Linked DNA regions of Homo sapiens: region 2 is linked to region 1. A link is a contact called in ENCODE Hi-C or POLR2A ChIA-PET data. All regions are on one chromosome and are shown on one strand. Each heading gives the region's core, a stretch centred on a gene start or an enhancer-like site at or near the end of the contact. The rest is flanking DNA. Distances are from core to core; before and after follow the strand shown.

Evidence for each region. A loop is a pair of places that touch in the nucleus more often than their neighbours do. ChIA-PET counts read pairs that join two places held with the same protein, here RNA polymerase II (POLR2A). Pooled maps may share reads with other maps.
Region 2: a map of endothelial cell of hepatic sinusoid shows a loop between it and region 1 (4-fold over the local background). The contact joins two enhancer-like sites. A Hi-C loop is called at or near these places in 3 of 168 maps with a recorded cell type or tissue (endothelial cell of hepatic sinusoid, gastrocnemius medialis and left ventricle myocardium inferior) and 2 of 50 pooled maps. POLR2A ChIA-PET finds 5 or more read pairs at or near these places in 2 of 52 experiments (Panc1 and WTC11).

The regions. Positions count from the first base shown.
Region 1 is chr3:129,740,937-129,746,846 of GRCh38, reverse strand. All of the region lies in intron 4 of TMCC1 (transmembrane and coiled-coil domain family 1), which reads left to right. Among named protein-coding and RNA genes, the nearest start is that of PLXND1, 140 kb to the right of the region's middle. Within about 2 kb of position 1,451, at least 2 of the 41 ENCODE cell types and tissues checked have a DNase peak (open chromatin) inside an H3K27ac peak, as active enhancers do.
Region 2 is chr3:129,819,636-129,826,024 of GRCh38, reverse strand. The region is part of intron 4 of TMCC1 (transmembrane and coiled-coil domain family 1); the gene reads left to right. It also overlaps the pseudogene LOC124906340. Among named protein-coding and RNA genes, the nearest start is that of TMCC1, 71 kb to the left of the region's middle. Within about 2 kb of position 3,149, at least 2 of the 41 ENCODE cell types and tissues checked have a DNase peak (open chromatin) inside an H3K27ac peak, as active enhancers do.

The sequences.
Region 1 (5,910 bases), core at 202-2,701:
AGTGGAGTGCCTGCTGTGTTCAGGGCATTGCACAGGGTGCTGGTGATGTAATACTGAACACAACAGACTCTTACCCCAACCTTGTAAAGAATATAGGGGAATTAGGTATAGGGAATTTTAAACTATTGAGAATGCATTTATTTCAGATATTCCTTATATTGCTCCATTTGCTCTTTTAAGAATGCTAGCAATGTTTATTGTATTTCCTTAAGCCACCCAATACCTTTAGGGGAAAACACCTATTATTCAAATGCACAAGTGAGGCAGAGTATAAATGTGACTTGGCTCATTATCACCAAGTTTACTTGCAGGATCAAATTTAGAACCATGGTTTGTAATACTTTATATTACACAGTAGTCATCAGTCTGCATAGTTAAAAAAAACTAAACCTGTAATCCTAGCACTTTGGGAGGCCGAGGCGGGCGGATCACGAGGTCAAGAGATCAAGACCATCCTGGCCAACATGGTGAAACCCCGTCTGTACTTAAAAAAAAAAAAAATACAAAAATGAATTGGGCGTGGTGGCGCACGCCTGTAGTCCCAACTACTCAGGAGGCTGAGGCAGGAGAATCACTTGAAGCTGGGGGGTGGAGGTTGCAGTGAGCTGAGATCACGCCACTGCACTCCAGCCTGGGCAACAAGAGCAGGACTCCATCTCAGGAAAAAAAAAATTAAACCAGTTTTTAAAGCTATATGCATATTTATTAATTTCTCTCTAAGGGTACTTAGTTGTTTTTTTTACCCCCCTCCTTGCAAGGATTTAAAAAGAGAAAAAGGAAAGAGGTTCAGGGCTGGGTGCAGTGGCTCATGTCTGTAATCCCAGCACTTTGGGAGGCTGAGGCGGGAGGATCACTTAAGGCCAGGTGTTTGAGACCAGCGTGGGCAACAAAGAAAGACCCCATCTGGCTTTTTTTCTTTCCTTTTTTTTTTTTAGGGAGAGTCTCACTGTGTTGCCCAGGCTGGAGTGCAGTGGCACAATCTCGGCTCCCGAGTAGCTGGGATTATATGCAGGTGCCACCACACTCAGCTAATTTTTTTATATTTTTAGTAGAGACGGGGTTTTACCATGTTGGCCAGGCTGGTCTCGAACTCCTGACTTCAGGTGATCCACCCGCCTCGGCCTCCCAAAGTGCTGGGATTTACAGGTGTGAGCCACCATGCCTGGTCCCATCTTACTTTTTTAAAATGAGAAAAGATTCAGCTGTGTCTATTTAAAGGCTTCTCTCTCTCTCTCCTTTGGGAAGGACATGCTTTGTGCAGCTAAAATGGAGAAAGAGTGGCTAAGATCCTTAGGATCCAGAATGTCTGGCAACAAGCCCTAGTGGCTGCAATCACAACTATAAACATACAGCATTTCCCATCAGGGCATTTGCTCTGAAGAGGAGGATTCTTGTGGAAACAAGTAGGCTTAGAGAAATGCAAAACTACTCTTGGCACAGGCTGAGCTGCGGAGTGAAGCGCTCAGTTTAGCACTGTGGCTGAGAAGCTGTTGGTGTTATTCTCTGTGCTCACAAGAGAAGGTGTACAGTTGGTGTAGGATATGACAACAAAATGTTTTATAATCTCATCATACAAGCCCAAGAGAAGAGTGAATTTCAAGAAGTGTGAGTGCATGTTTAAAATTGTAACGAAGTTTTTTTCTCTTTGTTTTTGTACTTTTGAATAAAAATCTTCCTAGTAGATAGCAGTGCCTCCAGAAATGGTAGCTGATACCTTGAAATCTAGTTTAATTTCATTTAGCACATGACAGTGCAGTGCATGTCTTACAAGAAATTTTTATTCTCTCCATTATTACTCAATATGTCTACATCTCCCCTTGAAATTGCTCTATTATTGTGTGATAATGGAGAAATCTCTTAAACTTTCTGAACTGTGAATTTTTCCTTCTGTGGAGCAGTGAGGAAGATTCTTGATGTACTCTAAATGATTAACAAAAAGCATCATAATAGTTCAAGGCACAGATAGGCTTTGTAAGCTGAAAACCGTGGATTTGAAATCCTTCTTTATTACCTCTCAGCTTTGTTACCTTGAGTAAGTTTCTCATCCTCTCAGTTTCATCTTTGAGTGAAGGGTGGTAGTAATTATAACTGCCTCCTGGAGCTGTTCTGAGGATTATATCAAATATATGTGAAACTCTTTGTATATCATACCATACTAACATTATATATTAAATATGTATGATTGGAAACCTTGGTGATGATAAGGAAGGTGATATATGTGTGTGTATGCATGCTATTTTCTTTAGAAAGTGGTGACGTTATGCTGGGCACAGGTGTGTGTGCTTGTAGTTCCAGCTGCTTGAGAGGCTGAGGTGGGAGGATCACTTGAGCCTAGGAGTTTGAGACCAGCCTGGGCAACATAGCAAGACCTCATCTCTTAAAAAATAATAAAGAGGCTGGGTGCGGTGCCTCACGCCTGTAATCCCAGTGCTTTCGGACGCTGAGTTAGGAGGATTGCTTGAGCCCAGGAGTTCAAGACCAGCCTGGGCAACATAGTGAGACCCTGTCTGTTTATATTAAAAATAAAACTAGAAAAGGAAAAAGAAAGTGGTGAAGTTAAATGGGTTGTATTGAGGTTTCTAAAAACTACGACAACCAATCTTTTTGACATCCTCCTGTGTCCTCCCTTGAAATTGCTACCAGAGCTCCTTGACCTCTAACTTGGTGCCAGTATTAAAGTTAAAAGGTGAAATTGTAAGGTTCAGATATCTTATCAGCTATGTAAGCATCTATTTTGCATCTAACTTGGTACATGGAACACAATATCAGTCAGAATTAATCCAGAAACTTACATAATTTCAAAGAAAGTATTTTAAAATCATACTCTTAGGTGTCACTGAAATTAAAGAGGCTTTTCACTGTGGACAGCTTCATTAGATACTATTATGACTGTACTCTTTTTTTTTTTTTTAAACAAGTGCACTTGGCAAATGACACCTACCAGAATGAAAAGAAATCTGATTTTTTTAAAAAACAGTGAAGTTATTTTTAAAAACTTGATTGGAAAATGAGTTAATAAATATCAAGCACGTTGTGACTTCAGTTAACTTTATTTTTGAAGTTCTGGGTCAAGAATTTTTTCTTTAGCAGGAATGGGCATTTTGCAGATAGGTTAGCTTATTTGCCAGCTATCGTAGCCTTTTTAGTAAAATAAGTCATAAATTGTTTAGAATGAAGAGACTTTTTTTAATCCAAAAGAATCCATGGTTCATTGTAATATAACAATTTTATCAGTATTTCTAATTCTGGTATCAGTCATGCATATTCCATGGTGCCATTTGTATAATGTTACTACAACCCTATCTTGTCACTTTGTGATTTAATTTTTTGCTCTGAATACTTCACATAAACATATAGAGGGGTAGCTGCTTAATTCCACAGATTTACCATAGGCGATACCATGGAGTACAGATGACACTTTTCTACAAAAGTAGTCTTTTATGGAATGTTTAATTCCTTCCTTATCCCAATCCCTCTAGAATTCTTAGTTGATCATTAAGTTCAGATGTACAAACTACAAGCAAATCATCCTCAGAGACTTGGTTCAACCAAGAATTTTTTCTTAAGAAGCTTCAAAGATGAGGAAACTGACAAGTGAGACTCGTCTGTGGAAATATTTCATGGAGGAGTGACTTTTTAGAAAGAGCTTTTTGAAATATAATTCTTATACCATACACCTCACCCATTGAAAGTATACAGTCCATGGCTTTTAGTAGATTCACAGAGTGCAACCATTACTACAATTTTAGAACATTTTTATTATCTCAAAAGGAAGCCCCATACCTCTTAGGCATCACTGCCCAATCTCCCCATTCTCCCCCGGCACTAGGCAATTACTAATCTATTTTCTATCCCTATAGATTTGCCTATTCTGGACATCTTCTATAAAGGGAATCATACAATATGTCGTCCTTTGGGGCTGGCTTCTTTCCAGAAACATGTAATACATGGTCCTTCAGATCTGGCTACTTTTATTTAGCACATTGTTTTGAAGGTTTATCCATGTCATAATGCATTTCTTACTGCAAAATCATATTCTATTATGTGGATATGTCACATTTTATCCATTTATCAGTTGATGGACATTTATGTTGTTTCTACTTTTTGGACAGTATGAATAACGCTGCTGTGAATATCTGTGGAAACATTTATTCATTTCTCCTGGGTGTATACATGTAGGAGTAGATTAATCATTTAGGGAATTGCCAGACTATTTTCCAAACATGCCATACCTTTTACCACTAGCAATATATGAGGGTTTCAATTTCTGCACATTCTTACCAATTGTTATTATTATCTGTCTTTATAGCCATCCTAGTGGGTATGAAGTAGTATCACATTTTTATTTACACTTCCTTGGTGGTTAATGATGAGCTGAGCATCTTTTTATGTGCTTATTGGCCATTTGTAATCATCTTGGAAGAACTGTCTGTTCAGGTCCTCTGTCCATTTTGTAATTGGATTGTCTTTTCAATTTTGACTTATAATTTTTTATATATTCTGTGTACAAGTTCCTTATCAGATGTATGATTTGCAAGATTCTTTCCTCTGTGGTTTTTATCTTTTCACTTTGTTAATGGTGTCCTTTGAAGCATAACAGTTTTTAATTTTGATCATATCTATTTTTTTTCTTTTGTTGTTTATGTTTTTGGTGTCATATCTGAGAAACCACTGCCTATCCTAAATCAAGGACCAGGAAAAAAACACAAACAGACTCATTGACTATTCAAGGTCACAAAGATTTACATCCATGTTTTCTTACGAGAGTTTTAGATTTAGGTCTTTCATCCAAAAGATCAAGACTATTCATCTTTTCCCTGTGAGTTATCTTGACAGAGGAAATGATTCTTCAGCATTGTCTTTAAAGGAGGAATTTAAATAGCAGAAATGATAGCATTCCAGTCTGGTTTCTAGATAAATTATGTGAATTATATGAGATTAAGATAAGATATTTGAATCAGAGAGGTGTTTGCCTGTGTTGTATATAAGTAAGAGTTAAAATACGGAATTAGAGAATGAAGTTGTAGTGGTAGAAGTCTGTTAAGATATAACTGATGATCTCAACCTCTTCTGTTTAATAAGTTGTGGAATCTTCAGTGATTATAATAAGTGTGTGGAGAAATGGAGACAAGTTTAAGTATATGAGAGCTGCTCTAAATTTATAAGATAAAGCCAACAGAAAGCAGTTAAAGCAGAGATCGAGCATAAAAAATGTAATTTATAATTTTATTTCCTTCAAATAAATATAGCAGCACAGAATTAGAGACAATTAACTCAGTGGCAAAGTAGTAGAAAGATTGTTAGTGAAGAGTCAGAAGTCCTTAGTTCTAATTATAATCTATATTAGGTGTGTGACCTTGAATAAATCATGGCCTTCTGAATGGTAGCTTGCCTTTACTGAGGCTCTAACATATGCAGGACTTTTGCAAGCCTCAATCTTCTCTTTTATAAAATGGAGATAATGTCAAATTACTTTGGAAACTTTTTAAACAGCCATACAGGTAGAAGGGATTATTATATTTGAAATTTGGAAATTATTCAGTGCAGTACTACTAGTAGCAGCTGATAGTACATGTGTCTTTATTCAAAACAATTATGTAAGGGATGCTGTATCCTCCTTTTGATGATGAAGAAACCAGTTTTCAGTAATTATGAAAGTTATACTGTCATAGTCAACACAGCAGTGATTCTAATCCAGTTCTTCCTGATTTCTTTATATCACCATGATTTTTGCTTGAAAGATAATAGATCCTGGTGGGTGGGTATGGAAAGGGAATAGGATACTAGCAATGAGACTAAAATTATTAGACATATTAGACATATGAAAGCTTAAGGTATAATTCCAAAGGGGCAATGAGTCCTGAGATTGGTGATCTCAGATGTGAAGTGGAAGAGTGCCATATGTTAATA
Region 2 (6,389 bases), core at 1,900-4,399, 77 kb before region 1:
ATTTTATTGGAAAACTTCAAGAGAAAGAGGGCAAAGTGAGAACTTTTTTCATAACATTGTTTCTTTAATGCTTTGTCAACTTTATTAGCATATGCTTACAGTAAAATCCACCAGTTTTAAGTGTACATCTTGACTAGTTTTGAAAAATGTGTAGTTTTATAGTAACACAGTCATTATATAGAACATTCCCATTACCCCCAAATAATGATTTCTCATGCCCCTTGGCTGCAGTCAGTCCCTCTTACCCAACCGGTGGCCTCTGGTAGCCGCTGATCTGCTTTCTATTGCTATAGTTTTGCCTTTTCTAGAATTTCCTAAAAAATTAGATCATGCAGTCTTTTGTGTTTGACTTCTTTCATTTAGTGTAATACTTTTCAACTGTTGTTGATTCAACTGTTGTTGAATGTGTTGATAGTTTGTTCCTTTTTATTGCTGCACTCCAGGCTGGGCAACAAAGCAAGACCCTGTCTCAACCCCCTACCACCCACCCCCACCAAAAAAGATAGATGTAAACTTCGGAGCTTCTAAAGGGAAAGTTTGGAAGTTATGGATTCAGGTTCTCTATTAAGGTTAATATCACTTCAGAGCTCACTATATCATCTTCTTATTTATAGCCAGATTTAGGAAAAGCAGTGTATATTAGGCTGCAATGAGGGAAGCTTTTTGGATTACTTATAGGCAGAAGGAAAGGGAAATTTTTGTAATGCCTGGCTGTACCTGGAAGATAGAGAAAAGTGGAAGAAGTTTGAGGGAGATGTATGTGTTCAAATAAAAAGATTTCTAAGTTTGAATTAGTTGAACTGTAAGCAAAACTAGTAATGCAGGTGTACTGTTCTCCCAGTGGGGAAGAAATGAAGCGGGGAAAAGGATAATTCATTTTGTTGACCACCAGGTGGTGCCCTAGGTGAGGATTGGTAGGTGGAAGTGAGGGGATGGATGCCTGACAGGACATTGATTAACCCCGGGGTGATAATTTAATTAGTACAGGAAGTCATTAGGATGTGGGCTAGCTTGAGCACAGTGACTATTAAATAGTGATAGTGCTCTTATAAATATTGAGCTGAATTGATAACTGTGGAAGTGGAATGGACAATAGAAGAACAGGTAGGATTTGATAACAATGTTAGAATAAAAAATTTTAAAATCTGAAGTTTGCTTGGGAGAATCAGAAAATATTTTCCATTTCCACTAAACAGTTGAAAAATTGTATTTTTTAAGGAAAACCATTTAGTTTCAGTTGGGTGGCTGACACCTACTATGAAGAGAATGTCTTATAGGCCTTTAATAATACGGAACTGGAACAGTGGGCATAAGTTAGAAATGAAGATGTATTTTGGCTTTCTCATTGTTCTCCCTTAAAGATACTTTACGTAGCAAAACTTGATTGCCAAAGCAAGTAACTTACAGGTTTATTGACCCTACCTCTGAAAGCCAGAATGTTTATGGCTATGTCCTTTCCCCCAATACTGAGTTTCCTTTAATATAAATATGTATTCATTGGCCCCAAAGATATTTTGATTATCCTTAATGATCTCATGTGGGCATCAAATATAGTTCTTGTAAGAGTAGAAGTGAAGGTACAGATAAGCTAACTGTTCCTAACCTTGGTAAATTTGTTATGCAAAGTGTAATATCATAGGGATGCTTCTTAAAGTTTGTTTCTGTTTGTTTGGTTGGTTGGTTTTTTTTGACACAGAGTCACGCTCTGTCACCCAGGCTGGAGTGCAGCGGCATGATCTCTGCTCACTGCAACCTCCACCTCCCAGTTTCAAGCAATTCTCCTGCCTCAGCCTCCAGAATAGCTGGGATTACAGGCACACACCACCATACCCAGCTAATTTTTGTATTTTTAGTAGAGACAGGGTTTTACCATTTTGGCCACGCTGGTCTCAAACTCCTGACCTCAAGTGATCCACCTGCCTCAGCCTCTCAAAGTGCTGGGATTACAGGCATGAGCCACCGCGCCCAGCCAAAGTTCATTTGTTTGTTTTTTAAGTCTGAGTTACTTTCTTTCTGTTCAGAGCCTTTTATGATGAAGGCTCAACGTAATGGAAAGTAGAGTTCACTCTTTAACCTCTTTTTCCTTTATACAACAAAATGGTCCAGGCTTTAGGGTAATCAGACTCCTAAACATATATAGTATGTGACCTAATTTCTGCTTTTCTCTTTTATTCATCAGAGATTTGGGTACTTTATCAATAGCTTTGAATCTTAGGAGTAGAGGAGGAGAATTTTAGTATCCAAAGTCCACTACTCTTTGGTTTATCCAGAACGCTAATATAAGGTCTTGCTTCCAAAGAGTCATAGATAGATAGACGGAGGGATAGGCCAAGATTGTGTTTTGTGTAAGGTAATTACTATTGCAGACTGTTTTTTTGTTTGTTTGTTTGTTTGTTTTTCAGGGATCTCAGTACAGCATTTTTTCTCAAGAAAGACAACTTTGGCAAGTTAGCCCAATGTTGAACTAAGTCGGTGTTTGTTAAAAATTGACTTATTTTGATGTTATCATAGCCTATGATCCTGTTGGTCAATGTGAGCAGGCTAGATTTTATTTTTGAACTTTTGTACTTCAGGGTCACAATTAATATACATTATGCGTTAATAGGTGTCTCTCACTTTGTATATATATCAACTTTGGGAATATGTTCCTAAACAAAATTTTAAATATATAAAATGTTATTTTTGTTTTGTTTTGTTTGAGATGGAATTTCGCTCTTGTTGCCCAGGCTGGAGTGCGGTGGCGTGATCTCGGCTCACTTCAACCTCCACCTCCTGGGTTCAAGCGATTCTCCTGCCTCAGCCTCCCAAGTAGCTGAGATTACAGGCGCACATCACCACGCCTGTATAATTTTTATATTTTTAGTAGAGATGGGGTTTCACCATGTTTGTCAGGCTGGTCTTGAACTCGTGACCTCAAATGATCCACCTGCCTCAGCCTCTCAAAGTGCTGAGATTACAGGCCTGAGCCACTGCGCTGGCCTAAAATGTTTTATTTTAAAAATTAAAGTTATGGCAAATCTTTTTATTTTGTCATAGTAACATCTTACTGGGATAAGAAACCCTGACTCAGATTTCAAAACTGTAATAATGAGGAAGCTAAGAATTCAAAAGTCTTGAGTTGCAAAATGAGTCCCTTGCACCACAAATGATTTCTAGTCAGAAGATCACTGGCTGCTGCCAAGTGACTACCAGACTCATAGACTGTTAGGCCTATTAAGCTACTTTGATTAATTCTAATCAAACTCCTGATTTTACAGGTCCAGAGATGTTAAAAACCTGCCTGAAGTTATACAGTTAATTATGAGTGATACCAGGACCAGATCCCTGGGTTCCCTCTTGTTTTGTGTTCAGCATTCTTGCCTCTTTACCTGGTTGAGCATGCCAGAGAATTGAAGAATGCCAGAGAATTGAAGAACACCAGTTCTTTCAAGCAGGAAATAAGAAAAGGGGAAAGGAAAGTTTTTCCTTTTTTCAAAGATTGGTTGCTAGATCAGCTTGTTTGAAGGCAGAAATCTAAGAGCAGTGACAAAGACTGATTTCATCACTACCTCTGGTTTCTTATGTTATTATGTATTTTTTGAGATGGGGTTGGGGTCTTGCTCTAATGCCCAGGCTAGAGTGCAGTGGTGCAATCATGGCTCATTGCATCCTCAAACTTCTGGGCTCAAGGGATTTTCCCACCTCAGTCTCTTGAGTAGCTAGGACTATAGGCATGTGCCACCATGCCTGGTTCTTATGTTATTACTTTTAAACAACTTTTGCCATCATTTTCAGACGGGTAACAGTAGATATCAAATACTGAAATGATTCCCTAAAGTTATTTTAATCCCATTCATCATTAAAATATGAACAGTGACATCCTGGATTCTCAGATGTCTAAACAAAATAATAACAAAATAGTTATTTACAATGCCTAAAAAATAAGGCCTCATAAATATATATAAATATATGTATTTATATTTGAGACAGGGTCTCACTCTGTCACCCAGGCTGGAGTGTAGTGGTGTGATCACAGCTAACTGCAGCCTCGACTTCCCAGGCTCAAGTGACCACCCACCTTAGCCTCTTCAAGTAGCTGGGACCACAGGTGAGTGCCACTGCACCCGGCTAATTTTTGTATTTTTTTGTAGAGGAGTTTTGCGGTGTTGCCCAGGCTGGTCTTGAACTCCTGGGCTCAAGTCATCCACCCGCCTCAGCCTCCCAAAGTGCTGGGATTACAGGTGTGAGCCACTGCATGTGGCCACGGACTCTTATATTTAGTGAGATGGCTGGTTAAATAGTCTTCATGGAGTTATTTCTGCATTGTGAGTTTGAGGGTGGGATGGAAAACAGGGCCCATAATTAAAGTTTCTTACTAACCACATAAAATGTTGCAGAGTTATAGTAAGAAAGAGTGATGACGATGAGAATCATCCCTCTGTTATCTTATTGCCTTAAGACACCAAGAAACCTGCCCTGGAAATGCTGAATTTTAATGAACTCATAAAATGAACTTTAATTGGGAATCTTTTCCATGTAGTTGATAGTATTCTTTGCAAGAATTTTGTTGAAGTGAATTTGTTTTTATATCATTATATCAGATCATTCTTAACAAATATTTGAGTGTCTAATGTATGTAAGATCCTTTCCATGTATACTTTGCAGTTTAATTTGCATGTGAGTATTTTGGGGCAGGTCAATACCTTTAAAAAAAAATGAAGTAATTAGTGCTTAGGGAAAATTTTAAAACTTGTCTAAGACCAGAGAGCTAGTTCATGGCTGAGTCTAAGCTCTTTGCACATGTACACATCTACATCTACATCTACACATCTACAGCACAGATGCCTCAATATTGATAGCTTTTATCATGTACTTAGTGTGGGGAGTGTAATATAAAGGCAGAGAATATAGATCTTAGAATGATACAGGCTGTCAAAAAGTCGGTAATCTGCCAAGTAATTTTCCTAAAACACATAAGAAAAAAACTTGAACAGTTGGTCTTAGTTAAAATTGAAGCAAGATTTGAGGCTTCATAATTAACTCTTGAAGTAGAAACTTAGATGAAAGAAAAAAGTAAGTTTCCCACTGCTTTCCTTATGTACTATCAAAAGGCCACAATGAAATTGCTGGAAGTCGCCACCTCTTACTAACCTCTGAACAGTGCTTAAAAGTAGGAAGTGAGAGGTAATTGGCTGGTTTATCTTTGCTTCCATGCAGTTTTACTGGCCTATAATCTGGTGGTTAATAGCATCGATTGTTTTTAATTCTGTTGTTTTTTTCCTGCCAAGTTGCTATAACCATCTGGGAAGGGTAAGATAAGAGTGCTGGAGCATTGTCCTAAGAAAGTTCCACTTCTCCTTTTGAGCCTTTCTTTAACACAAATCTCATATTGGGAGAGATTTCTACAGTCGTTTTCATTTATAGCTCTCTAACATTCTCCCTAAACGGTTGTCTGGCCTCTCAGAATCTCCCAAAGCAGCCTATTCTACTTGTGCCTCTGTTAGACAAATCTAATATATTAATCTGAATCTGGTACCCTGTATTTCTCCAGTTAGGGCCAATCAGAATATGTAATGCCTCTGCAGGCATGAATTGCCTTCACATTGTGTCTCTTCCTGAATAATCCCTTCTCCAGACTAATAATCCTTAGTCCTTGGGATATATATATATATTTTTTTAATTTAACATTTTTTGATCCAGGCATTTTAAGTGTTTGGGATACAGTAGTGAATTCTCACTACAAACAACTGTACTGTGAAGTATTACTATCTCTATTTTTATAAGTGAAGAAACAAGATGAAGTTGGAATGACTTACCATGTTTACACAATTGGTAAGAAGTTTGTAATGGATGTCAGAACCAAGTCTTTTTAGCTCTAGAAGTCATGCTTTTGACCACTGCTCTTTGCTACTGTAGGTCTTGCCAAGAATAATCTAGTAGGCGTCTTCAAGGCCTGAAATAGATAGTTCAAGGAGAAGGCTCATCTAAGGAATGGCATAAACACCTTCTAGATAAGAAATTCTGAGGTTCCTTGGGATATTAAATGAATCCGTAGCCTTCCTGGGTTCCACTGGGAAACTTGACGTCAAGTAGATTCTTAGCTGGGTTTGGTGGCACACACCATTAAATTTGTGGTTTCAACAATTCACTAAGGACCCCAACGTCCATAAAAAATATGGAGTGTTTCACGAGTTTTTGTGTCATCTTCTTCAGAAGCCATGATAATCTTTGTATTCCAATTTTAGTATATGGGTTGCTGAAGCAAGCCCCGGGTTATTCATTCACATCATAATTTTGAGTACTTAGTCATACTGGTCCATCAACTCTAACTGTTCCCGTTCTTCAGTATTCCGCTTAAATTCTAGTCTCCAGAACAGAACACAATGCCCAGATCTGATTACAGTAGTGAA